3 separate regions of the Homo sapiens genome follow, and regions 2 and 3 are each linked to region 1. The links are chromatin loops, found by intact Hi-C in ENCODE. Cell type or tissue: endothelial cell of umbilical vein. All regions are shown on one strand.

Region 1 (5,000 bases):
GGAGTTTGAGACCAGCCTAGGCATCACAGGGAGATCCAGTCTCTACAAAAAATTTTAAAATTAGCTGTGTATGATGGTGCACGCCTGTATCCCATCTACCTGGTAGGCTGAGGCAGGAGGATAGCTTGAGCCCGAGATGGAGGCTGCAGTGAGCTATGATCAGGCCACTGCACTCCAGCCTGGACAACAGAACGAGACCCATCCCCCCCGCCCCCCCCGCAAAAAGTAGAGAAGGCTGAATCCCATCCCCAGAATTTCTGAGTCCTTAGATTTAAGTTGTTGCCCCAGAACCTGCATTTTCAGCCAGTCCCCAGGTGATGCTGATGTTGCTGGTTTGAGAAGCCCTGAATCAGAGCGACATTTAATATTACAACGCAAAGACCCCGCCCATTGGGTACTATCCCCATTTTCCAGTGTGAATTTAGGTCCCTTAGGGGTGAAGCGGCTGGCCGATGCCCACACGCGCAGGAAGAGCACTGGGGCTCTCCTCCTGGACCTCGGAGGGTGGGCGGGGTTTAGCGCGGGCGGCTGCAGGCTCGGGAGCGGCCCCTTTAAGGGGAAGGCCCGAGGGCTGCAGGCGGCGGCGGTGGAGACCCGACGAGATCCGCTCTCCTTCCCGCCCTGGACCCTCAGCCTGACGAGAGGCTGGGCAGAAACTCGCGATCCCCAGGCCCTGCCTGTGCACCAGCGGCTGGCGCCAGGCCAATGACAGTACGGGAGAGGGCAACTCTCCCGGCCGCCACGGTGGGGGCCGGAACTTCCTGCACTGCAGCCTCGCAGGTCATTTCCCGGCGGGGAGGCTGAGTCCCCAGGAGCTGGGGACCCCGAGTTGGGGGCGGGGCGGCTGGGGCTACGCCCGTGAAGCTGCCCCGCCGGCTTTCCCGGACCGCGAGGGGGACAGTGAGGCCGGGACCCCCTCCGCGCCTTTGCACCAGCCGTGACCCCTTGCAACGGGGGTACCCAGCGGAGCTGCGCGCTCTCGGCGCCCCCGGAGCCTGCGCCCCGGGCCCCTTGCGCATTTTGCACGGGGGAGACTGAGGCTAGGAGTGCGACCCTCAGCCCGGGGTCACACCTCGTCTGGGGCACGGCCAGGTGGGTGGTAGCCTCAGCCTGCGAGACCCCCTACCCCCGCCCCGTGGTTTCCCGCACCGTGGGGCCCTGCTCTGACCACAGACTCCGATGGCAGCGGCGGCGCTGCGGGACCCCGCGCAGGTGAGTGCTTGGACGTTAGGCCCTTCGCTGTCGGCCCCCCACGCTTCTGTTCTCGGTGTTGAGACGCAAAAGATGGCTTTGTTCTAGGACTTTTCGCCTTTCCCATTTCCTTGCTTTTGAGTCAGGGGACCCTGGAAGGGAGTTGCTCCCAGCTAGGATCCTGAATCAGGGCAGGGTTTATATAAAGTGGCTTCCGTTGCTGAAATGTAATGGGATGGAGGGAGAAAGGGCTTTGTAGGCACAGGAACCAGCGTGCGCAAAAGCTTGGGGGTGGGGTGGGGCACGGTGTGGAGACTGAGTTGGGAGTGTTCAAGGAACCCCACCCAGGTCAGTGTTATTAATATTATGTCTGCTGGAACCAGAGAGCAGGTGGGCTGAAGACAGCTCAGAACGGCAGAGCTGGGCCTCTGTTCTGAGGGTGTTGGGAGCCATGGAAGGTTTAGGGCAGAGGAGGAAGATGCTGTGACTCAGGTCTTAACAGGCTCCCTGTGGATGCACAGTGGAGAACTGAATATGGAGTGAGCCGCAAGCAGGGATGCCAAGGAGTAGCCTAATGGAATAGCCCAGGCCAGTGCTGCGGCTGGCCGGACCAGAGTGAGGACTGGAGGTAGAGGAAGTGATTGGGAACTTGATGTCTTTTAAGTCAAGCTGACCAAATTTTCCGATGTGGAGGGTGAGAAAGAGGAGGGAAGAATCCATGGTTTTTGGTTTGATGAATCCAGCTTTATGAACTGAGAAGTTGGTTTTAGGAGGAATTTTCCATGGAAGCAGTAGAAGTTAGGTTTTGGCCAAGTTGAGCCTGTGATGTCCCAGAGACCCCCAAATGGAGTTGAAGAGTGGGCCGCTGAACACACAGTTCGGGTGTTCTGAGGGAGTTGTTAAGGTAATGAGAGACTGGATATTCATTCGAACAATGGCCAGATCATGTATACAAATAGAACTCTGCCCCAGAACCTGCCCAGGAAACCAACCCCCTTATCTACAATAAACAACCCATACAGCAGGAAGCCAGCCTGCTGTCTGTCAGACCCACAGGAAGCCAGATTGCTATCTGGACTGACAATCCAGGAAGTAAAAACAATAACTTCTGTAATGAGCAGTCCCAAATGGCCAGGGTTTGATTAATAACAGACAGCTTTCCTCATTTTTGCTCCTGCTTCTGATTTAAGAACAACCAGAGAAAGGCAGATACGCACCCTAACCAATCACATAGGATGCCCACTTCTAGTTCACCCACCTACGAACAGGAGCCTCCAACCAGGGCACGCCTGAAGCCTTCCTTTTCTTTTGCTATAAAACTCTCCCACTCCCGGCTTGCATTGAGTCTCTCTTGCTATAGTGAGCTTTGAGTAAGTAGCCTTGGCTTTTCTCATTTCATTGGTCTTTGTTTATTTCAACAGTTAGAAACATCCAAAATGTGACATCTGGTGTGTGGACGGGAGTGTAGCTGTGTGTGAGATTTAGGAGGTGAAACTTCAGGTCATGGTGACAATGATGTTAAAAAAAAGAGGAAGGTGGGGCTGGAAAACTGAGAGCAGGGTTCTTGCTTGGGGACTGTGGCTTGTTTGGCATCATAAAGACAGGTGAGGAACAGTAGTGGTCATGGTGGTGATGGAGGGGCTATGTGGGTGTATCAGAGGGTCTGGCAGGTGGCCAGATCATCCCAAAGAGTGTAGACATGAATGAGATGGATGCTGAGGCTTAGCAGTAGAGGAGGTAATATTGCAGTGAGGCCTGGGCTGGTGCTTACACACTCACCTATGTTCTCACCAGGCTTCTGTGGTGACCCTTGATGGGGTTTGTCCTCAGGCTGGGGAATTAGCTTGGGGCAAGAGGAGTCAGTTGGCAGAGTTGCTGGGCTTAGGTGGGTGGGGGTAGGATGGCCAGAGGGGTTGGCTTTTTTTTTCTTTTTTAAATGAGTGTGAGTGATGACAGGGTCAGAATGTGCAACAAAGAAGGCCAAGTGTATGTGACATCCATGTGTGCCGTGGGTGGCTTAGGTTGAAGCCAGGCCAGGGGAGCTAGGGGGCTCCAAGGCAAGGGTGGAGCGCTCCCTCTCCCCCTTACCTGGGTGTTGCCCTTGGCAGTGGAGGCCATCAAAGGTCTGGGGCAGGCTGGGATGGTGCTTATGTTTGCCAGGCACTCTCTGGATGCCATGTGCAGAGTGACTCGTGGGAGCCCATGGAGATGGCTAGGATAGGGGCCAGGATGGGGAGAAGGTAGCAGTGGCAATGGGAGGCCGTGGTGAAGGTCTGGAGCTGTGAGGGTGGTGCAGTCCAAAGAGTGAAACGCACGTGGGAGGGAGTATGAGCTGTTCACCCCAGGGCTCTGGACTGGGGTTTAAAGGAGAAGCCCACATTTGTATCTGAGAAGCATGACATTGGTGACACTAGGGGAAGAGGCTGGCAGAAGAGCGAGCTGGGCCCTGGACTTCAGGCCCAGAGCTTAGAGGGTGCCTCTCTGCACCCTGCCTGTTGCTGCTGCGGGCTGACACAGTGGTCACATGAGGCGCCCACAGAACCAGGGCCTGCTACCTCCTGGAGCTGTGGAGCTGGGGAGGAGAGTGAGCAGGGGATGGATAGGGAGTCCCAAGGACAGAGACTGATCATGGAACGAACTGTCCCCATCATGGCAGGGCTGCGTGACCTTTGAGGACGTGACCATTTACTTCTCCCAGGAGGAGTGGGTGCTCCTCGATGAGGCTCAGAGACTCCTGTACTGCGATGTGATGCTGGAAAACTTTGCACTTATAGCCTCGCTGGGTAAGGCTGTCACCCCTACCCCGGTGTCCCGAGCTCCTCTCTGCCTGTCCCCTTTGCCCAAGAAACAGCTCTTTCCTTCCCACAGCCAGACCGCTGGCACTGCTTCCATCCCCACTTTCCTGGTATGTGTGTTGTGGCTTCTGGGGCTGAGCTATGTGCATTGTTCCCTCCTCTCCCTGAGCTGCCCCCACACCTGCTGCCTGAAGCCTTGCAGGGAAGCTCCAGGCATGAGGGGTCTTGCGGTTAGCTGTGTGACTACCTCTGACTCGGCCATTCCCTCCTGGGTGATTATCCAGATCTGACAGTTCTGTGGTTTAGATTCTGTGCCTTTCCTCTTGCTAATATTTCCTAAGCCTGACTGTGCCAGGAATTCCAATCACTGATGTGGTTACTGCTTGCCGTGACCACCCAATGTCCCTGTGTCATACGGAGCTTCCTGTCTTGTAGTCTATCATGGGGTAGTTCAACTGGGCAGGTGCTGGCCACTGACCCACTCTGTCTTTCCCTTAGGACTTATATCTTTCAGGTCCCACATCGTTTCCCAGTTGGAGATGGGGAAAGAGCCCTGGGTGCCTGACAGTGTGGATATGACATCAGCCATGGCCAGAGGGGCTTATGGCAGGCCTGGCTCTGGTAAGCAGCGATGGGAGCTAGGGGAGGATGTGACTTCACCACTGTGTTTACATCATACCAGCATCTTCTCTCCTATTCATCATCATTTGATACCAATGCCAGTAGCCAGACCACGTCTCTGCTTTTCCTTCCCCGTGCTTGACACATTATCTACTTGTCATTATTATTCTGAGTTGGGCCCCTTGGCTGTGCCCCACTTTTCTGGCCTCCGTTTCTCTCTTTCAGCTTCCTCTGCGGCACTTTCCAACACTGGCCTACACTTAATGTGTTGTGAGATACGTGCTTTTCCTTGATGTGCTTGAACACCAGCTACTCAGTTGCAGGTTTTGCTGGGTCTAGATGCTCTCACTGCATAGCCCTCACAGGTTACCAGCAGCCCAGGCCCTGCCAAAA
Region 2 (5,000 bases), 230 kb after region 1:
GTGTACACCAAAATCCATGTACAACTTTTCCTAACAGATACTTCCTAAGTGTTTAGAAGATGAACCAATGAATGATTTTGGCATTAGTTCACTTTAGCTGTTACTTTTTTCTTGCTCTGCCGCCAGGCTGGAGTGCAGTGACATAATCATAGCTCACTGCAGCCGCACACCACAGGGTTCAAGAAATTTTCTCAACTCATCACCCTCCCGAATAGCTGGAAAAACAGGCATGTACCACCACACCAGTTTTTCAATTCTAATTATCTAACTTCTCCAAGAAAACAGACTTCACCCAACATGTACATCTGCTACTCACATCCCCTCCTATGCAAGCTTCACCTTCCATGCCATGATTCTGCCCCACCAGTTCGTCATTACTCATCTTATTCACTCCACAATTACTTACTAAGCATCTATTTGGTGCCAGGTAACCCTCTGGGTACTGAAGCTATAACAGACAACAAAAAAGAAAAAAGATTCCTCCCACCAGGAACAGACAATGAGCATGTGCATATACTGAACATACAGTACATCAGCTAGTGAGTGACACACACTGTGGAAAACAACAAAGCAGTGATGGAGGAGTGGAAGTGCTAGGCGAGGGAAGGTGACTGCGATTGCAAATAGCCATTCAGGGAAGCTTTTCTGAGAAAGTAACCACGGAACAAACACACGAAGAAGATAAGGATGCAAGTTTGTGCGTATGTGGGGGAAGAATATTCCACGTCGATGGCACAGCAACTAGTGACAGTGGCTAGAGCTCACAGGAATGAGGAGGCAGAGAAGGAAGGTGGGATCAGAAAGGTAATGGCCTAATTGTACAAATAGGTCATTGCAGAAGTGACTCAGTTAGAGCCACTGAAAAATTATAGGTTGAGGAATGACAGGAATTTATGTAACAATAGGACCACGGTCACAGCTGTACTGAGAACAGACTGATGAGGGTTAAGGGCAGATGCAGGGAATCCAGCTAGGAGGCTACCGCAATAATCCAGGTGGCTTTATTGCTATCACTACCGGGGTGGTAGTGGTGGTGGTAGTGCTGGGGTAACTAATGGTCAGATTCTGTATACAGTGTATAGCTTAGCTCCAACTAGAGGATCTGAATATAGGTATAAGTCAAAGGGAAGAATCAAGGATGACTGCAAGCATCTCTTCACTTGAGACCACATGGTACAGTTTTGACAACCATAAACCGAATAACCTTACATTCCAAAGTTGCATTGTGAATTACAGTTTTAAAATGTTGGCAAGACTAGAAAGTCTTCTAGCAGAAAACTGTAGAAAAGAGGAACACTGGGTGAGGAGGATAATACCTTGGAGCTCTCCTGTGGGCTCCGTCCTTCCTATACTGAAAGGAACCATGGATCCAGTCCCTTAAATGGACTTGGTTAGGTGGGAACAGGCAGGAGAAGCAAAGCAAACACACAGTCCTGATAAAGTGTTTCAGGAAGATTTGCGGACACACCGACCTACCTGAGGCATTACTCTGCAATTTCCAACAGCCAACAGAGTCCTCTTTCCAGGCTCTTATCTTAGAGATGGGCAGTGTCCTGAGGGCACAGAAGGGCAGGAAAAAGCAGTCATGAAAAATCAGGCTTATCTTGCGGCACCTGTGACACACCATAATGGAAAGGCACACTGGTAATCACTCTCCAGGGCGCCAATCTCTCCCTGGGAACTAACAGGGTGTTTCTCCGCAAGGGCTAACCATTTACCAGGTGCCACCTGCGAGGAAAATCAATTACTCTGTAAATAAAATCCTCATAAAACAATGGTAAAAACTTTATCAGCTCGTTCAGTCTTCACCACTATGCACGGTGTGCGTTCACATTTTTCCAGATCTATTTTTTAAACGATGACAAAACTGAAATTCCAAGATACTGAACCCATTTGTTCAAGGTTACACAACTGTAGAGCGCCGGCTTCATGACGACATAACCCAAAGACAACTGTGGCTGGCGTCTAACCACGCGCCCACTTCACTCTCACAACAGCGCCAAGAGGTCGGCGCCGTCATCACCCCGCGTTTACATAGGAGGACATGAAGGCCAGGAAAACCAAGGCACCGGCCGGGGTCACACCGCGGGGCAGACCCAGGGCCTGAGCCCCGCCGCCGCCCCCGGGACTCATACTGGCCGGAGTCCTCAGCAGGGCCTCACCGTCCCCGCAGGCGCCCCGCGTCGCTGGTGAGCGGGCAACGGCCGCCGACCTCTGGGGACGACACTGCCCAGAATCGTCCCGGAGCCTGGGAGTCGCCGTCAGGCCTGAGGCTACAGCGGGGCGGACCCAGTGCGCCGCCCACAGCCGATCGACATTTCCCAGAATCATCCGCGCAGGGGACAAAATTCCAGGCGCAACGAACCGCAGGTACCGGAAGACCACACTTCCCAGGAGTCTCTGCGGCCGCGCGGACCTGGGGCGCCGCGGGCAAACAGATCTCGGTTTCCTAAAAAACTAAACCGCCTGGGGCTGTCGTCCCAGAGCCCGGCAGTTAGGACCATGCGGGAAGTGTCCTGGGGCATATAGTCATACTGATGAGGTGAAAGATACACCTCGGAACCAAGGGCCACCCTCTACTTTTAAGGACAATGGCGCCGGGACCAAGAAACTACACTTCCCAGAAAACCGTGCGGCCGTGGCAAACTCTTCTGGGTCTAGCGTGCGCTCACACTAATGTTTATCTCCCGGGACGTGGGCAGACCTTGTACCAGGCGAGCTCTCGCCTTTGCTAGCAAAAGAGCTCCTCTCTTCCCAAACCCTGCTACTACGCTGTCCACCCTGTATGGTCTTTGAGGTCTTTGAGGTTTTTTTGGAATTCACTTGCTGGAGACTACAGCTCACAGAACGCCCTGGGCTGGATTGTGCCAGCTGTAGTTCGCGAACCAAGGACATTTCCTGGAAATGCATGCGGCCACGTATCTGTGACAGAAATGGCAGTTCTCACGTGCGTTACGCCCCCTGGAAGGACTTGGAAATACGGAACTTGAGTGAGCACTGAGAGGACACAGACCCTCATCCTGGGAGGAGTCACTCCTCCCGCAGCCATCAGAGCCTGACAACCGCTTCTCACCAGAGGCGCTTCTTAGACCCTGACCTTGCCCGGCTCACCCAAAGGGGCAATGGCCTTCTTTGTATGCAAGCCAGACAGTCTACTGTTGTATATTTGAATTTTTTACTTTATTTTTAATATTTTAATTAAATTTTAATTTAATGCTGCCTCTACCTCTGAGAGAGACAGGGAGAGATGGGGGAGGCCTGGAGTGGGGGCCCTGCGGGGCAGGGACAGGGGACCCTTCCTCACTTTGCACAATCTGGGAACCCTCCCCAAGCGGAACAGCCAGCTGCAGTGGAAAAGCACTGGCTTAGTGGGCTTCGTCCTGGGGACGAAGGCTGGGAGACTGCAGCTGAAAGGTGTGGGCTCCAGGAGGGCCGCAGGGGGCCTAGCAGCAGCGTCAGGGAGCAGAAGTCCGCCCTCCCTCCATCTTCCTTCCTTCTCTGGCCGCCAGAGCGCTCTGTCTCCCTCCCACGCCCACAGCTACAGGTGGAGCCGGCTTGGGGCGGGGGGGGGGTCCTCCTAGGGCGAAGAGGGCCAGGAGCCTTCCTGAGGACCTGAGGCTCCTCTGGGCCTCCCAGGGCTGGGCCTGTGATCTGATCTGCTTTGCCCTGGGAGGGACGTGCTCAGTGGTGGGGTTTGTGTAGCTGTCACTCATTCACCTGCCTGTGCTCAGCCACTCACCTGCTACTCCCATTGGCACCCACCCAGTACACATGTGGGTCGTCAGCTGCCATCAGGAGTAGTTCCTGCCTGTGTCACACACACCCATCCCACCCACCACACTGCAGGTTACAGGATTGCCCCACAAGCGCCACCATGCCTGCCTGAGGTTACCTGGCACACAAGTATCCTCACCTGCATGACATGACCAGATCGTGCACTTTCTATGCCAGGACCAGGGCCAGGGCAAGCTTGCACCTTCAGCCTTGGGGACACTGGGGGTGGTGGTGGCTGGAGGCCAGGGAAGTCACCAGGCTGGAGACATCATCTACCTCCAGGAGAGGGTTGATATCAGACATCTCCCATGCACCACTTTGAGCTATCTCAGCGTCACCTGGGACTCTGGCTGGCACTGTGACCAGCAGTTCCATGAAGGTTTAGACCACCTCTAGGCTTAGGAAGGGCCTCCCTTGCCATCAGCGTGGTCCAGGCTGCACGCCTGGTGACCAAGGGCTCTGGGCAGCAGATGCAGCCAGCCAGAGTGTTGGGGTGAGGGGCCTGGGCACAGGAGGGACGTGAGGCCTTCCCTGCACCCCCATGACCACCATTTCAGAGGGAGGACAGCAATTGTTTGGGTTTGTCCTGTGAGCGGTGGCAGAGGGCAGGGCCCAGGGCAGGTCCAGGGCCAGACAGGCATCCCATGCTACAGCCTCGGGGCCACGAGGGCACATGATGGGGTCGGTGTGAGGGCATCCCCTGTGCCAAATACCTGGGCAGGAGGTGCCCTGGGGTTGGTGGGTGGGTCAGGGCATTTGCAGGATTTCTGGTTTCTGTTGGAGTTGTATGTCCTGGAGAATGGAGGGAAGAGAGAAAGGGTGAAGAGAAGGGGGAAACGACCCCTGCTGCTTCCTGGCCTCTAAGTAGGGGGTGATGGGTGGTTGGTGAGTGGCAGAGGGGTCAGCGGGAGCTTCAAGGCTGAGCCAGGGAAGCGGAGGCAGCAGGGATGCAGACCTTGCCTGAGGCTGGCTCGGGGCTGGGGCTTCTTAGAGGTCAGGGCCCTAGAGCTCCCGGACAGGGAGTCTGCAGGAACAGTGACACAGCACATGACACAGCACAACTCAACACAACACAACCTGGCACAGCAGAGCAGCGTGCTGTGCACTGGGCTGCAGGAGAACACGGAGTGGGGTCTGTAGGGTCCCAGGAGTCATGGAGCAAACTGACCTGAGCCGTGTCCCTCAGTCAAGGCACAGGCACCTGGCCTTCAGCCAGCTTCCTTGTG
Region 3 (5,000 bases), 190 kb after region 1:
TGTAATCACTGAGAAGGAATGTATAACATATTAACTCAATATTTAGCAACTACTCATTTCCTTGATGTGTTTCATAACTTCCCTTGACTCTAAATAGGATTCTTTTTAAAGAAATTTTCCTATTTCCAAGTTTTGTATTTTCGCAGTAATAGGTCTAATATTTTGTTCGTATAAATTTACTAATATGTTTTGTTGACACACCTCAGCAATGAAGTGAGTATCCTCATAAATAAAGCTTAGATTTTAGACTATAAAATGTAACAAATATTACATAGCAGGATTTGACACAAACTTTGGTTTGGTCTAAGTTACAGCAGTGTTGTTTTGTTTAAAAAGCCTTCATGAGATATAATTCACTTACCATATAAATCACACGTTCAAAATACATAATTCAGTGGTTTTAACATATTTAAATATATGTGCAACTATCCCCCACAGTTATTCTTAAAACATTTCATCACTTCACAAAGAAACTCCATATCCCTTAGATATCAATCGGCTGTCCCACCACTACCCACCATCCCTAAGCAATCACTAATCTACCTTCAACCTCTATAGAGTTGCCTATCCTGCACACTTCATATACATGGAATTATATACTGTGTGGTTATTTTGTAGCTGATTTTTTCACTTACATGTTTTCAGTGTTCCTCCATGCTGTATTGTATATCAGCACTGCAGTCTTTTCTTATGGCTGAATAATCTGTTATAAGGATATATCACATTTTGTTTATCCATTCATAAGTTGGTAAATGTGTTAGGTTGTTCTTGCTTTGCTGTAAAGGAAAACCTGAGACTGGGTAATTTACGAAGGAATACCCCAGACTGGGTAATTTACAAAGAAAAGAGGTTTACTTGGCTCACAGTTCTGCAGGCTGTACAGGAAGCATAGCACTAGCATCTGCTCAATTTCTGGTGAGGCCTCAGGAAGCTTCCAATCATGGTGCAAGGCAAAGGGGGAGCCAGTGTAGCACATGGTGAGAGCAGGAGCAAGAGAGAGTGAGGGGAAGATGCCACACACTTTTAAACAGTCAGATCTTGAGAAAACTCATTATCTCAAGAATAGCACCAAGGGGATGGCATCAAATCATTCATGAGAAATCTACCCTCACGATCCAGTCACCTCCCAACAGGCCCCATAATATTATATGGTTTGGCTGCATCCCCACCCAAAATCTGGACTAGATGCATAACATATCACCCTGAGATCTTAACATTCAGATGAGGTCAGAGACTGCATGCAGATTTTGGCTTCTCGCATTAAGAAGCATGTGAGAGTGTAGAATGTATAGGATAAATAATAGAATGGAAATCTGATGACTAAATTAATAGATTTTACTAGAAAATGGCCAAGGACTTATCAGTCCCATTATCTCTTTCTGGATGCTCTGGAGGACAGCACATCCTGGCTTCTCTTACATGTGGAGCTATTTGAGTGGTTTGTAGGCCATGGAATATAGGCAGAAGTGATTGCAAAATTGTGTCTTCATTATGTTTTCTTATTTCTGCTCCATCCTGGGGATGCCTCTTTGGATGTAATGCTTTTACTTTTCACAGTGTCCAGGATTATTGCCCTCTTCATGTGGGCTACAGGTTTGGGTGGTGGGCTGAAAGTGTCTTGATGAGACAAGATCTGGTGACCCTGAGTTGCTGGGCATAAGCTGGGCCATCTGGTTTGTGCCTGGTTCTGGCTTCCCTGGGGGCTGGAGGGGCAGATGGGGAGGGGTCAGATCCTGGTTGCTGTGAATTAGAGATGAACAGTGACACGCCATCTTACATCACAAACTAGAAACCATGTCAACTCCACTCTTCCCTTAGGGCTGCAGGTAATTAGTCTCAGTGATCCTAAGTTTTGAATCATGTAAGAAAGTATCCCTTGGGCAATAGGTCTACCTGTATATTAGGAAACCCTCCTGCATATACCGTTTTAAAAAGATGCATACGCCAAATGCTGCAACGTATTATTATGTAAAATTTAAACAGTATTCATGAGGCTCCTGTTGAATCAGTCAACGTATTTGTTTTGACAAATATCAGAGTCTGCAAAGAAGTATCTCAGACCCTCCCCTAGCAGTGTATTGTGATGATGTTGCCAATAATACAGAATATTAATAATGACAGCAATAGCTCTTATGTTCTTATCGGTATGTTCCAGGCCCAGTGCTAAGCAATTCTTAGTTACTTCCCACCAAACAGGTGGCTTTGTCTCATTTATTTACTGGAATTTAAAGAGTCTGGTTCTCAAATGTTTTGCAGCATCCACTTTTCCTGGACAAGTTAAGCAGAGGGCTGGGTCCCACCCCCCAGAGTACCTGATTCAGTGGGTGGGGACTAAGAACTTGCATTGGTAACAAATTCGCAGGTAATGCTGATGTCATCTGAAAATTACTGATAGGGGAAATTTTAATATTATCATATTAAATAATTATCTTCATTTTCCTTAGGAATCTCCATCTCAAGGCTCAGAGAGATGAACTGCTGGCGCAGGGATACACAGGGAGGAAAGTCAAGGCGTGAGTTGCCTGGTAGAGACATTTGAGAGTGGGTCATTGCCTCAGATAATTTCCACGGAACTCTGTGTGCCTCTCCTTTAAGAAGAGGTGAAGCCAATCCCTTTCTTGGGAGCCTTGAGAAGCCGCCTCACCGAGAACAGAAAGTGCGCTCCAGGTACCACCCGGATTCCGTCAAACTACATTACCCAGAAGGCAGTGCTACAAGGGACGGAAGCCGACCCCAAGCCATAGACGGAAGGCGCAGAGGGGCGTTCCCGTAGCGGCGTGGGCGGGACTTCCGGCGTCCAGTCTTCGTCCGCCGTTAGGTTGCGGCTGCTGTGGTTGCCAACGCTACACTGGGTAGAACGCCAGACAGGGGCCACTTTTCGAGACCGAGTAGAGACGGACAGTGAGGAGGATAGGACCCACTTACACGCTTTTATGTCAGCCGCGATCCCACCCCCACAAGCGTCTGCAAAACCCTTCCTGGGGCCTTGGCGACAGCCCTGTGTCCTCACGGCGCGCAGAGGCGGCGCCGCGAACCTTGTGTGCATTTTACACGACGGCGGGGACTGAGGTCCCTCGCAGCCCAGAGCCGGAGCCCGGGGTCGGCCGAGCCCGCAGGACCGGCTTCCTCGCCGACTCTCACGGCCTCACCCAGCCCCCTGGGCCCATGGCGGCGCCGGCGTTGGTGAGTGGAGGGTTCCGCAGCCCGCGCGAGCTCGGGTCACCGCCCGCATGCACCCATCCGCTGTAATACGGCGGATGCCGGGACTCTGTGCTTCTCCCTTTTGATGCCCTAGGTTATGGAGATCCCGGGAGAGGGTGAGGTGAGAGGGCAGGGCTAATCACTTCCTACCCAGGGTCCTGAATCCAGGACAGGAGTTGTAAGGAGAGGTCCCTGTCTCTGGCTCTAACCTGGAGCTGTCGCCTCGCTGCCCTCGGCCTCCATTCCCTCGGGTCTAAAATGCGAGTCTCAGTAATTTTCTCTGTGGAGGGAGCTGGAGAGGGTACGCTTGTGACGTGGGTCCTGTCTTTCACTGCTCGGAGAGCATCACTCTAGGTGCCGTCTTTGAAGAAGGACTCTCTAGGTCCTGCTGTTGTTTTAGGGGATCATTCCAGCGGAAGTCTGGCCCTACCAAAAGCTGGGAGAGGGAATGAGAGCCTCGAGGGCAAGAGGTGAGGCGGGAGCAGCATTTTTGGCAGGAGGCTAGAAGACAAGAAGCTCATTGGATTTATCTTTGCAGATGCCGTCTGTTTATTACAAATGAATCTGGCTTGCCGCCTAACAGCAGTGAATCCGTGCTTCTGTTTAACACATGCTCTTGTATTTGAAAAGCAAATCCAGCACAATATTCATTAATGACAGTGTACATGAATGTATGTCTCTTGGAGTGTGAGCACATAAGGCCCCAAGTTACTCTCCAGCATGTCACACTGTTTACTCCTCGTAGCTCTGATCACCTTCAGGAGTTGTCTATTCATTTTTCCTCACCTGGTCTGTTCTCTAACTTCAATCTAACCTTGTTCCAGGGTCTCTTCAGAGAGAGCTTCCCTGGTTGCATCATGTAAAGTCTCTCCCAGTCTTTGTGGTCTTCTCACTCTTGTGTTGTTTTCTAGAGTCTTCTGACTTTATCTTGATTGTTTATTGCTGAGGATCTGTCCCCCAACCCCAGAATGTCAGCTTCTGTTCTGTTTTTCATCCCCAGGCCCAAAACTATTCTGTTCTGGGCCTGTACCACTTAGTCGATAAGTGATTAATGAATGAGATTCTATCCTCTGGGGCTCCCATCCTACTTAGATTTCATCTAACCCAACCCCACCCCATACCCCACCATGGCTGCAAAGTCACTGCCCAATCCACCAGGACACTCCCCCTGCCATTCTTCTCTCCTGCACATGCCAAGCTCATTGGACGATTTTCTCTGTCACATTGTCGCCAGATCTCTGCAAGGCTGCTCCTGGATGTGTGCTGCATTGAGCTCTCCTAGGGTGCGACAGGAGCAAATAGGAAAAATACTAACAGCAACAAATAGTAGCTGGTCTTCACTGAGCGCATTGATAATGTGCTGAGAGGCAGTTTCTGTGTATTACCTTATTTAACGCCCTTCTTCTCAGAGTAAAATTCTTTCATTTTCCTTTCTTTACAGAAGAGGAACCGGAGACTCAGATTAACTACCCAAGGTTGCATAGCTCATAAGTAACAGAAACAATCCAGTATGTCGAGCATAAAAGCCTACATTTTTTATTTATTTATTTTTTTTGAAAGAGGGTCTAGCTCTGTTGCTCACACTGGAGTGCAGTGGCCCCATCGCAGCTCACTAGCAATCCTCCCCACTGAGCCTCCTGAGTAGCTAGGATTATCGGTGTGTGCCACCACACCCAGCTAATTTTTTTTATTTTTTGTAGAGATGGGCTCACTGTGTTGCCCAGGCTGGCCTCGAACTCCTGAACTCAAACAGTCTTCCCACTTTGGCCTCTCAAAGTACTTACTGGCATGAGCCGACG

What was found. A loop is a pair of places that touch in the nucleus more often than their neighbours do. Peaks named below come from ENCODE experiments on the same cell type or tissue, not always from the same donor. Only the 100,000 strongest peaks of a DNase experiment are listed, where the experiment ranks them.
Region 2: it touches region 1 in a loop (6-fold over the local background); 2 of 110 quality-filtered maps call a loop at or near these places.
Region 3: it touches region 1 in a loop (5-fold over the local background); 4 of 110 quality-filtered maps call a loop at or near these places.

What each region holds. Positions count from the first base shown.
Region 1 is chr19:34,959,842-34,964,841 of GRCh38, reverse strand. ZNF792 (zinc finger protein 792) reads left to right here and starts at 613. Exons shown (of 4, transcript NM_175872.5): 1 at 613-1,212; 2 at 3,848-3,974; 3 at 4,485-4,607. The coding sequence starts at 1,180. LOC124904699 (a long non-coding RNA gene) reads right to left here and starts at 1,416. Exons shown (of 2, transcript XR_007067236.1): 1 at 1,169-1,416. RefSeq lists silencers at 852-1,111, 1,222-1,271. In endothelial cell of umbilical vein, no CTCF peak of the experiment used is centred here; DNase peaks (open chromatin) are centred at 711, 1,681 and 2,241; H3K4me3 peaks cover 3,085 bases; H3K27ac peaks cover 2,836 bases.
Region 2 is chr19:34,731,523-34,736,522 of GRCh38, reverse strand. ZNF181 (zinc finger protein 181) reads right to left here and starts at 2,280. Exons shown (of 4, transcript NM_001029997.4): 1 at 1,477-2,280. The coding sequence starts at 1,485. RefSeq lists silencers at 2,038-2,097, 2,198-2,247, 4,953-5,000 and enhancers at 2,528-2,917, 2,638-3,155, 3,373-3,432. In endothelial cell of umbilical vein, no CTCF peak of the experiment used is centred here; DNase peaks (open chromatin) are centred at 2,002, 2,342 and 2,602; H3K4me3 peaks cover 1,714 bases; H3K27ac peaks cover 1,211 bases.
Region 3 is chr19:34,771,007-34,776,006 of GRCh38, reverse strand. It overlaps ZNF599 (zinc finger protein 599), which reads left to right and starts at 2,792. Exons shown (of 4, transcript NM_001007248.3): 1 at 2,792-3,183. The coding sequence starts at 3,166. It overlaps LOC124904696 (a long non-coding RNA gene), which reads right to left and starts at 2,660. Exons shown (of 2, transcript XR_007067234.1): 1 at 2,313-2,660; 2 at 1,318-1,740. RefSeq lists an enhancer at 2,862-2,971 and a silencer at 3,082-3,141. In endothelial cell of umbilical vein, no CTCF peak of the experiment used is centred here; a DNase peak (open chromatin) is centred at 2,766; H3K4me3 peaks cover 1,078 bases; H3K27ac peaks cover 338 bases.